Regions from separate parts of the Homo sapiens genome. Here region 2 is linked to region 1. The links are chromatin loops, found by intact Hi-C in ENCODE. Cell type or tissue: IMR-90. All regions are shown on one strand. Region 1 overlaps TSPAN18 (tetraspanin 18). Region 2 overlaps TSPAN18 (tetraspanin 18).

Evidence for each region. Peaks named below come from ENCODE experiments on the same cell type or tissue, not always from the same donor. Only the 100,000 strongest peaks of a DNase experiment are listed, where the experiment ranks them.
Region 2: a loop joins it to region 1, with 7 times the contacts of the local background. A loop is called at or near these places in 2 of 110 quality-filtered maps.

The regions. Positions count from the first base shown.
Region 1 is chr11:44,763,720-44,768,719 of GRCh38, reverse strand. It overlaps TSPAN18 (tetraspanin 18), which reads right to left. Exons shown (of 10, transcript NM_130783.5): 2 at 4,208-4,294. Among named protein-coding and RNA genes, the nearest start is that of TSPAN18-AS1, 30 kb to the right of the region's middle. RefSeq lists an enhancer at 1,959-2,459. In IMR-90, a CTCF peak has its summit at 2,118; DNase peaks (open chromatin) are centred at 1,079 and 2,269; H3K27ac peaks cover 1,639 bases.
Region 2 is chr11:44,840,439-44,845,438 of GRCh38, reverse strand. The region is part of intron 2 of TSPAN18 (tetraspanin 18); the gene reads right to left. Among named protein-coding and RNA genes, the nearest start is that of TSPAN18-AS1, 110 kb to the right of the region's middle. RefSeq lists an enhancer at 1-89. In IMR-90, no CTCF peak of the experiment used is centred here; a DNase peak (open chromatin) is centred at 3,018; H3K27ac peaks cover 1,433 bases.

The DNA.
Region 1 (5,000 bases):
ACCGATAGTTAATATCATACTCAATTATGAGAAATTTGAGGCTGTCCTGCTAAGATCAGGAATAAGGCAAGGATGTCCCTTCTCCCACATTATACTGGAAGTCCTAGCTACTGCAATAAGACAAGAAAAGAAAAGGCATACAGATTGAGAAGGAAGAAGTAAAACTGTCTTTTTTTGCAGAAGATATGATCATTTATGTAGAAAACCTGAAAGAAATTACAAAAAAAAAATCCTGGAACAAATAAGCAATTATACTAAGGTTGTAGGATAGGAAGTTAATATAGAAAAGTCATTGCTTTCCTATCTACCAGCAAGGAGCAAGTGGAATTTGAAATTTAAAAACATAAAACCATTTCTATTAACACCTAAAGAAATAAAATACTTGAGAATAAATCTAATAAAATATGTGTAAGATCTGTATGAGGAAAACTACAAAACTATATTGAAGAAATCAAAGAAGTAAATAAATGAAAACACTGATCAGTGTTCAAAAATAGGAAGACTCAATAATGTCAAGATGTCAGTTCTTCCCAACTTGATATACAGATTCAAGACGACCCCAATCAAAATCCTGCAAGTTGTTTTATGGATATCAACAAACTGATTCTAAGGTTTATTTGGAGAAGCAAAACACCCAGAATAGCCAATCAAAAATTGAAAGAGAAGAACAATGTTGGAAAACCTGACACTACCCAACTTTAAGAGTTACTATAAAGATACAGTAATAAAATGGTGTGGTATTTGTGAAAGTACAGACAAATAGATTATTGGCACAGAATTGAAAGCCCAGAAATAGAGCCGCATATATATGTCAACTGATATATGACAAAGGAGCAATGGCAATACACTGGAGAATAGACAGTCTCTTCAACAAATAGTGCCAAGGACAAGTGGATGTCCCCATACACTAGAATGACACTGAATCCCTACCTCACACTATATATGAAAATTAACTCAAAAAGAATCTATGACCTAAATATAGGAGCTAAATAAAACTCTTAGAATAAAGCACAGGAGTAAATCTCCATGATCTCGAATTTGGCAATGGATTCTTAGAATACCAAAAGCTTGAGCAACAATAACAAAAAAATAGATAAACTGAAGCCTGGGGAATCCATAGAAATTGCCTTCTCTCACTCAGCCTGCCTCAGGCCCTATGGGCAGGGGAGATAAAAACATCAGGAGACTTTCATTTCTGCCTGAGCTCCACACTCAGTGCAAGACTGGGTGGTGAATTGGAGAAGAGTGCCACCATGGGCACAGAGGGCACCTCTAGATGCAGAGAATGCCATGAGGAGCTCCCACAAACACTGTCCTTGGGCTAGGAACCCTGTGTTTGGGTCCTTAACCTTGCTGCTTTTTAGACATGAAGCCTGGAGTCATTTAAATAGCTTATTAATGCTCGCCTTCTGGGGTGTGGGTAGGATTAACAATCATCTACAGAAAGACTCCAGTAAAGATGGCTGTGAGTGAAGTGTCAGCCATCAGCTAGAGGCTTGGGATGAACTGCTCATACTTGAGGTAGCTCCAAGTGATAGCACATCAGGACAGGGAGCTGACACAACCCAGGTCCCTCTCACAGCCCTTTTTTAGACCTCACACAGAAGGAGTTATGTGTCTCCAGGGTAACCCCACTGTTTGGTTACAAACACCCAGCTCTTACATCCCAAGAGCCTGGCACTCTTCAAAGAGGTCACCTTGGGAGGCTACACTATTCCAAGGGGGCTGCCATTGTTCAAAGCAAACAGGGGCTTCCCATGGTAGTCACCTTGACCTTACAACCACCCTGTGGGGTGCATGCTCTTTGCCCATCTTACAGATGAGAAAACTGAGGCTATGGGGGATCAAGTCACTCACCCCCAAGCCAAACAGCTACTGAAGGGCAGAGCTGGGACTCAGCCCCCAATCTTCTGGCTCCAAAACCCCAGCAAAGCTTTTCCATGACAGCACATGCCTCTCTGCCTGTTGCTTTGTGGTCATCTTTATATTTTCCCTGTGATGCTATAATGTTTATCTGTTTCCTGGCTAACAAGAGGGGCAAGGCTAAATAGCTCTGCTCCCTGGGCTGTCCTCCTGAAAGTAAACCAAGAACAACAGCACCCCTGCTGCTTTGCTCTGCACTTAAAGAGATTTTTTACTCTTATACACCGAGGCTTGAGGCCCACGACTTCCCCTGATGGAGAAACGTCCCTGAGAAGAAAGGTCCTGGGGATGGGAAGGTTTTTCTGACTCACTTCAGCGCCTTCTCCAGATTAAGAATACTGGGCAGGATCCAGGCTCTGTGATAAGGCAACCGCTTCCTGTGGGGATCAGGGCAGCTGCTGCCAGGAGGTTTACAATTAAGATTATGGTCCTGGCAGCTGGCAGGGTGAGCCGTGGGACACAGACGCTGTCAGTGAGGGACAGCCTGAGTAGGCCCCAGGCCTCACTTCTCCTCCCACACTGTCCACTAAGGCCTCAGCCTGGCCCTGTTTTTATCTGCCCCTGGGAGCCGGCCACCCTGTCTTGGATTCCAGCTTAAAATAATCTAGGGCAGCCAGTGGCACACTCCAGAAGGGTGAGTGAACTATCAGATTGGTGACTAAGAAAGTGGCCAAGTGCTTTCTGACTATGGGCACAGAGGCAGCCAAAATAGAAAATGCCATTAGGCAGTGGTGCAGCACTTTACAATCTGCACACCCCAACCACCTACCAGCAACCCAGGCAGGGAAGCAGGTGGAGCGGGTGTTGAGGGCACATGTACAAGAAACAGTGCGGGGAGCTTCCTAAGTCTTCCTCGTCTTCCCCAAAGCAACCTGTGAGTAGGTGTCACTGTCCCATTTTAGAGATCAGAAAATCAAGGCCTGCAGGGATTTCATGAGATGCCCAAAATTTAAAAACAAAACAAAACAAAGTATAGGACAAGGAAACAAACCATTTTTATGTTTTTACAGGACATGGAACTTCAGAGAGATGATTTGGCTAATTATTTTTAATCTTAAGCTTCAAGTCACAGACTGAAGTAAGCAAAAGACACAAGAATTGTATGGCAGTTCAGGCAGTGGCTTCAAATCTCGATGACATTACTCAGTGCTATGTGACCTTAGACAAGTCACTTAACTTCTCTGAGGCCTGGTTTTCTCTTCTGTAATGTGGAGGTGATCATAGTGGCAAGATGACATGACAGATGAGAGGACAGAATGGGATGGTGCAGTGAGTGAGCGTCACACTGTGCCTGGCGCATGAAGCCCTCCATCATATTGCTGGTTTCTCTTCTGATAGGCAGGGACTCAAACCAAGGTTCCTCTGCACCTCGGACCCTGTGATTTACCACCAAGGGTCGGAGCCATCGTCCTTTGCCCAAGACAGGCAATCAGATCTCCTCGGAGTTTTCAGATCCCCTCTCCTCTCCATGGCCTTCCACAACCTCCCAACCCCTGACCTGTCACTTCTTCTATTTCAGCCCTGGTCTTGGAATCCCAGAAATGGAGGGCGTGAGTGCTGGAACAGAGATTCAAGTTGCAGCTGCCTCATTTTACAATGAGAAAATGAGGACCAATGAGGGAAATGACTTATAAGTCACATTGGTGGCTGAGGCTGCTCAGAGGACAGACATCCTGGCTTTTCATCCAGAAAGCTTCCATGAGGCCACCCAGCCCACCACCAGTCCCAGAATCATGGTCAGCTCAAGAAGGACTTCCCAGAGCCTCCGAAACAGACCAAGGCTTTTCTGTTCTCAGTTTCACCATGGAATGTGGTGATTGATCCTAGTACTTGTGGATTTAGACTTTGTCCAAAAGATTATCGAGGGCAGAGGGAAGGTAATCACCCTAGGAAGCGATCTCCTTATCACGGTCCCAAGACTGTGGTGGGTATGGGGGAGGCTGAGGTCAGGGAGGGGTCCTTGATACAGATTCCATGAGCCCTCATGACCCTGCCTGGAGCCCCCAGGAGCTCTACTCTTCCTTGAAGGGCTCACTCCCTGCCATCCATCAACACTCACTTCCTGCACCAAGGTGGCCCCGTTGCCCTCACCCATGAGTAAATGTCTAGGGGTGAGGACAAGAGTGAAGCCACCCTTCTCCTGCCCTGCACCCCTTGGGCAAGAGCTGAGAGCCCTCTCACATGGAAGTGGTGGTTTGGAGGGCAGGAAGAGAAGAAGAGAGAAGAGTAGACCCTCTTGTTCGAGTAAGTGAAGATGCCACCCTGCCATGTTGCCACATCATACCTCTTTCCACTGGTGTCTTTCCCTTTGGGCCCAGAGGTGCCAAGGTTCTCTTACAGTGTCCTCCTGACAGTAGCTTCTGGATACACTCTAGAGAAAGAAGAGAGAGAAACACATTTCAAAAAGGCAGGAGTCCTTGGGGACCACCTCAGTCCACATGTGGCTCCCACTCCCCAAGGTCTCCTTTCCCCACTTCCATTACTGCAAGCACAGAAGCCAGACGGGGCACCCATGACTGGTGATATGGTTTGAATGTGTCCCCATCAAATCTCAAATTGAATCATAATTCCCAGTGTCGGAGATGGGGCCTCAGATCTCCATCCAGGCAGGTGGGAGGTGATTAGATGATGGAGATAGTTTCTCATGAATGGGTTAGCACTGTCCCCTCAGTGCTGTTCTCATGATAGTGAGTGAGATACCGTGAGATCTGCTTGTTTAAAAGTGTGTAGCACCTTCCCCTCTCTCTCTCTTTCTCCTGTCCCTATCTGTCACTATGCGTGCTTCCCCTTCCACCATGATTGTAAGTTTCCTGAGGCCTCTTCAGAAGCAGATGCTGTCATGCTTCCTGTACAGCCTATAGAACTGTGAGCCAATTAAATCTTTTTTTATATATAAATTACCCAGTCTCAGGTATTTCTTTACAGCAGTGCAAGAATGGACTAATACAGCTGGAAAGGCAGGACTAAGCACCAGCCCCACAAAGCTTCCCAGGATAGCGTCCCCAGAGCCTGTGAATGGGGGCATATTTTCAATCTTCCCAAGTCAGCCCGGAGCCTATATATCCATGTGATGGCAT
Region 2 (5,000 bases), 77 kb before region 1:
AGCCTGGTATATACACACCATGTCAAAACTCAGTGAGGTACTCATGTGCCAGATACTGTGCTAAGCACTTTGCACGCAGTATCACCTTTCATCGATGCAACAGCTCTATAAGTTGTAGGTCTCATTAAATCCATCTTACAGATGAGGACACTGAGGCTCAGAGGGGCAAATCATGAATAAGCCTCTATGATTTCACCCCATATTGAATGTTGACTTGTATGTCTTACTCATTCGACTTTGAATGCCCAAATGCAGGACTAAATTCCACTGTGTCCCCCTGCTCTGGGTGAGTCTTCAGTAAAAGTCTATGGGACATTACCTCTCTAATAACTGTTGCCTGCCTACCTCACTGGCTTAAACTAATGATGGAATAAGACAGTCATCAGGGAAGCACTTCATAAACTAAAAGAATTACATACATCTAAAGTATTGGCATTGAGGATAATTCCAAACACCACATTCCAATCCTTTTGATACCCCTTTGGAGCCTCCTTTGAATCTGCAATGGTGATGATGACTCCTGCCTCAATGAGTGGTGATGAGCACCAGGCAAGGTGAGGTAGATGGACCAGGCCTGGTGCAAATGAAGTTCTCAATAAACATTCATTTTCTTTCTTCTCAAATGATTCCTGGGCACCATAAGAAAGTAAGAAAGCAAAACACAGACTGGGAAAAGTATTTGCAACACTTATCTACAAGAAAAGACTTATATCCGAAATATATAAAGAACTCCTACAAATCCATAAGAAAAAAAGAGAAAACAACCCAGTTTAAAATTGTGCCAAAGACTTAGGCACTTTCCAAAAGAAGCAATCCAAATAGCTGATAAGCATATAGAAAGGTGCTCAGCATCTTACTACCAGGGAAATGCAAATTAAAAGGCACAATGAGGTATCACTACAGACCCACCAGTTAGCTAAAACTGGGCAGATGATGCCAAGTGTGGATGAGGAGGTAGGGCAACTAGAACTGTTCCACACTGCTAGCAGGACTGTCCTATGACATGCCCACTCTATTTGACAGCATCTATTAAAGCTAAACACAAGACACAGCATTTCAACTCCCAGTTATACACCCAAGAGAAATGCCTGCCTAGACCCACTAAAAGACATGGACTAGATTATTAGTTGCATCTTTAATCATAAGCACCAAAAAAAAAAGGAAACGATCCAATGTCCATCCACAGAAAAAATGATAAGTTGTCATATATTCCTGTTGCGGGGAGTCAGGGACCCCAAACAGAGGGACCGGCTGAAGCCATGACAGAAGAATGTGGATTATGAAGATTTTATGGACATTTATTAGTTCCCCAAATTAATACTTTTGTAATTTCTTATGCCTGTCTTTACTGCAATCTCTAAACATAAATTGTAAAGATTTCATGGACACTTATCACTTCCCCAATCAATACCCTTGTGATTTCCTATGCCTGTCTTTGCTTTAATCTCTTAATCCTGTCAGCTGAGAAGGATGTATAACGTCTCAGGACCCTGTAATAATTGCGTTAACTACATAAATTCTACAGCATGTGTGTTTGAGCAATATGAAACGTGGGCACCCTGAAAAAAGAACAGGATAACAGCAATTGTTCAGGGAATAAGAGAGATAACCTTAAACTCTGACTGCTGGTGAGCTGGGCAGAACAGAGCCATATTTCTCTTCTTTCAAAAGCAAATGGGAGAAATATCGCTGAATTCTTTTTCTCAGCATGGGGAACGTCCCTGAGAAAGAGAATGCGCACCTAGGGGTAGGTCTCTGAACTGGCCCCCCCGGCGTGTACCTGTCTCTTATGGTGGAGATTGCAGAGGCGAAATAAACTCCAGTCTCCCATAGAGCTCCCAGGCTTATTAGGAAGAGGGAATTCCTGCCTAATAAATTTTGGTCAGACCGGTTGATCTCAAAACCCTGTCTTCTGATAAGATGGTATCAATGACAATGGTGCCCGAAACTTCATTAGCAATTTTAATTTCGCCTCATTCCTGTGGTCTTGTGATCTCGCCCTGCCTCCACTTGCCTTGTGATATTCTATTACCCTGTTAAATACTTGATGTCTGTGACCCACACCTATTTGTATACTCCCTTCCCTTTTGAAACTCCCTAATAAAAACTTGCTGGTTTTTGTGGCTTGTGGGGCATCACGGATCCCACCAATATGTGATGTCTCCCCCGGATGCCCAGCTTTAAAATTTCCCTCTTTTGTACTCTGTCCCTTTATTTCTCAAGCCAGCCGATGCTTAGGAAAATAGGAAAGAACCTATGTGATTATTGGGGCAGGTCCCCCCATATATTCCTACAATGGAATATTACATAGAAATACAGAAGAACAAACTACTGCTATATGCTATATTAGATATATATGGAAGGATCATAAAATCATGTTGAGCTAAAGAAGGCAGAGTCAGAGGAATGCACACTGTATGATTCCATTTATATAAAGTTCAAGAATAGGCACAATTGCTTGAAGGTGATAGAAGCCAGAATGGTAGTCACCTGGTTGGGGGAAGGGTGGGGGAAGGGGGAGGGAAAAGGGAAGCACTGATTGGGATGGGGCATAGGAGAGCCTTCTGGGCTGGAGGGATGGGAACATTCTATACTTTAATCTGGATGATGGTAACTTGGTGCATAAAAATTCTTGAGCTGCACACTGAAGATTTATACATTTTACTGTTTATATGTGATTCCTAAATGGAATTTTAGGATGATGGATTGAATCATGCCATTGCTAAGGCCTACCAGCTCTATCATTTTATAATTCTCAGAGCCTGGAGAATGACTCTCAGGTTCTAATGCTGGAATTCAAGGACTTCATGCTCAGTTTCTTCTTTCTCTTCCCTTTCACTGCCCCTGGCTTGCCTAGGAGGCCCTCTCTCGCTTATTATCCCTCCCTGACTTCATGGAAGTCAATCAGCCATTCTTGGCCTCATCATCCCATCTGCACAAAGTGGGTCATGCTGCCTGGACTCTGCTCCAAAAGAGAAATACACGGTCATGCATAGAAAATGCTCTGTGCATCACAGAGCAAAAATGTTAAATGCATTCCCAGAATTGCTAGCAGATGTATCTTTACATGGGGTCAAACACGTTCAGGCAGAATTGCAGTTACTACAGTGAGCGTGTGGCTTAAAAATCCCACTTGGTCCATGTGTGTTTCTTTGGCATGAAGGGACCTAATAGTGGCCATGAAGCAAAAGTCATGGGCAAGGGGCAGCCACGGTTGGACCTGAGGAGGCCTGCTTGCTGGCATGGTTCCTCATCCTTGAAGGAGACTGAGGCTGTGCCCACCTTGGGGCTTCTGCCAGCCTCTCAAAGGAAGGACCACTAGAGCTGGAGTCTGAGGATCTGGGTTCAAGGGCTGCTTTTGCCCTGATGTGTTATGTGACGCTAACAACCTGTTTCCCACCTCTGGGGCTCAGTTTCCCCGCTGCACAATGAAAAGGTGGGCTAGATCAGATTTAGAGATCCTTCCAATCATAACTGTTGATGAGCTTACAGACGGCTCACCTCTTAAAATTTAAATCATAGCATGTCCCTTCCTGTTTAAAGCCTTATCTATGACTTCATATTAGACTTAGAAGAAAAGACTAAACTTATCATTTGGACCTGATGGTGGGGTCACTGCCAACCTCTGCTGGAACCACTGCCCCATCTCTCACTGGGCCCCAGCCATATTGCTCTTCTCTCTACCCATGAACAACCCAAATCTATTCCTGTCCCAGGGCCTTTGCACATACTTCCCTCTCAGATGGAACCCTCCTCTTCCTAGCTCTGCGTGGTCAGCTTCACCTGCTTTAGGGCACCAGCCCAAGGGTCCCCTCCATAAAGGCCTTTCCTGACTACTGTAAGTAAGGCAGCCTTTCTTATTTTAAAAAAATATTTTCCCACCTTCATACTACTTATTACAACATGCAGTCTTTTTTTTTTTTTAGATGGAATTTCGTGCTCTTGCCCAGGCTGGAGTGCAGTGGTGCAATCTCAGCTCACTGCAGTCTCTGTCTCCTGGGTTCAAGTGATTTTCCCGCCTCAGCCTCCCGATAGCTTGGATTACAGGCACCCATCACCACTCTCGGCTAATTTTGTATTTTTAATAGAGATGGGGGTTTCACCATGTTGGCCAGGCTGGTCTTGAACTCCTGACCTCAAGTGATCCACCTGCCTCAGCTTCCCAAAGTGCTGGGATTAAAGGCATGAGCCACCACGCCTGGCCACATGCAGTCATTTGATGAATTCCTGGCTACCTTGTTTTCTGTCCACCTCCTATGCTGGAGTATTAAGCTCCATGTAGGCAGCCACTGTGTCTGTCACCACCAAACCCTCCGGCACATACGCAGTAGACACTCAATAAATCTTTGTGTATCTTTAATCCTGCCAGGCAATACTCCAGGGCTCCTGCTGCCCTGGGGGGTGCTGATGCAAGAGTTCCCCAAGGGATGAAAATGCTCAAGTATTGAGGTCCCAGCAGGTACTGTGATGATACCAGGCTCTTTGCATCCTTGTGTCATTTAATTCTCACTGCGCCCTTGGAGACAAGGAGGAAACTGAGGCTAAGAATAGTACAGTTGTACCCATGGTCATATAGCAGTAACCAGGAGCCCTGAGCTTGGAGGATGATGGCCCCGTGCCACCTGCTGGCTATGGAAAACAGGGATGTGATTCAATCTCTCTAGATGGTGCTTTTCTGTCTGCAAAGTGAGGTTAAGGTTTCCTGCCTGAAATGCAAGCTGTGTCATGATCAAGCAGGATAATGAACGTGGTGTGTTTTGCGCACCATCAAGCAGCATGCCGCTGCGTTTCTGTTGAAACAGAAACAGAGTCTGGGGCTTGCTTTGCCCATGGGAATCTGTGCCTCACCTCTCTGGGAGGCAGCCTGGGGCTGGAATCCTGCTCCATCCCAGCTGTGAGCTGGGCACCCTCAGACACTGATGCTACTTCACTGCTTTGAACTTCAGTTTTCTCATTTCCAAAATGAGAAGAATAATTACCTCACCTTAGGGCTATTAGGA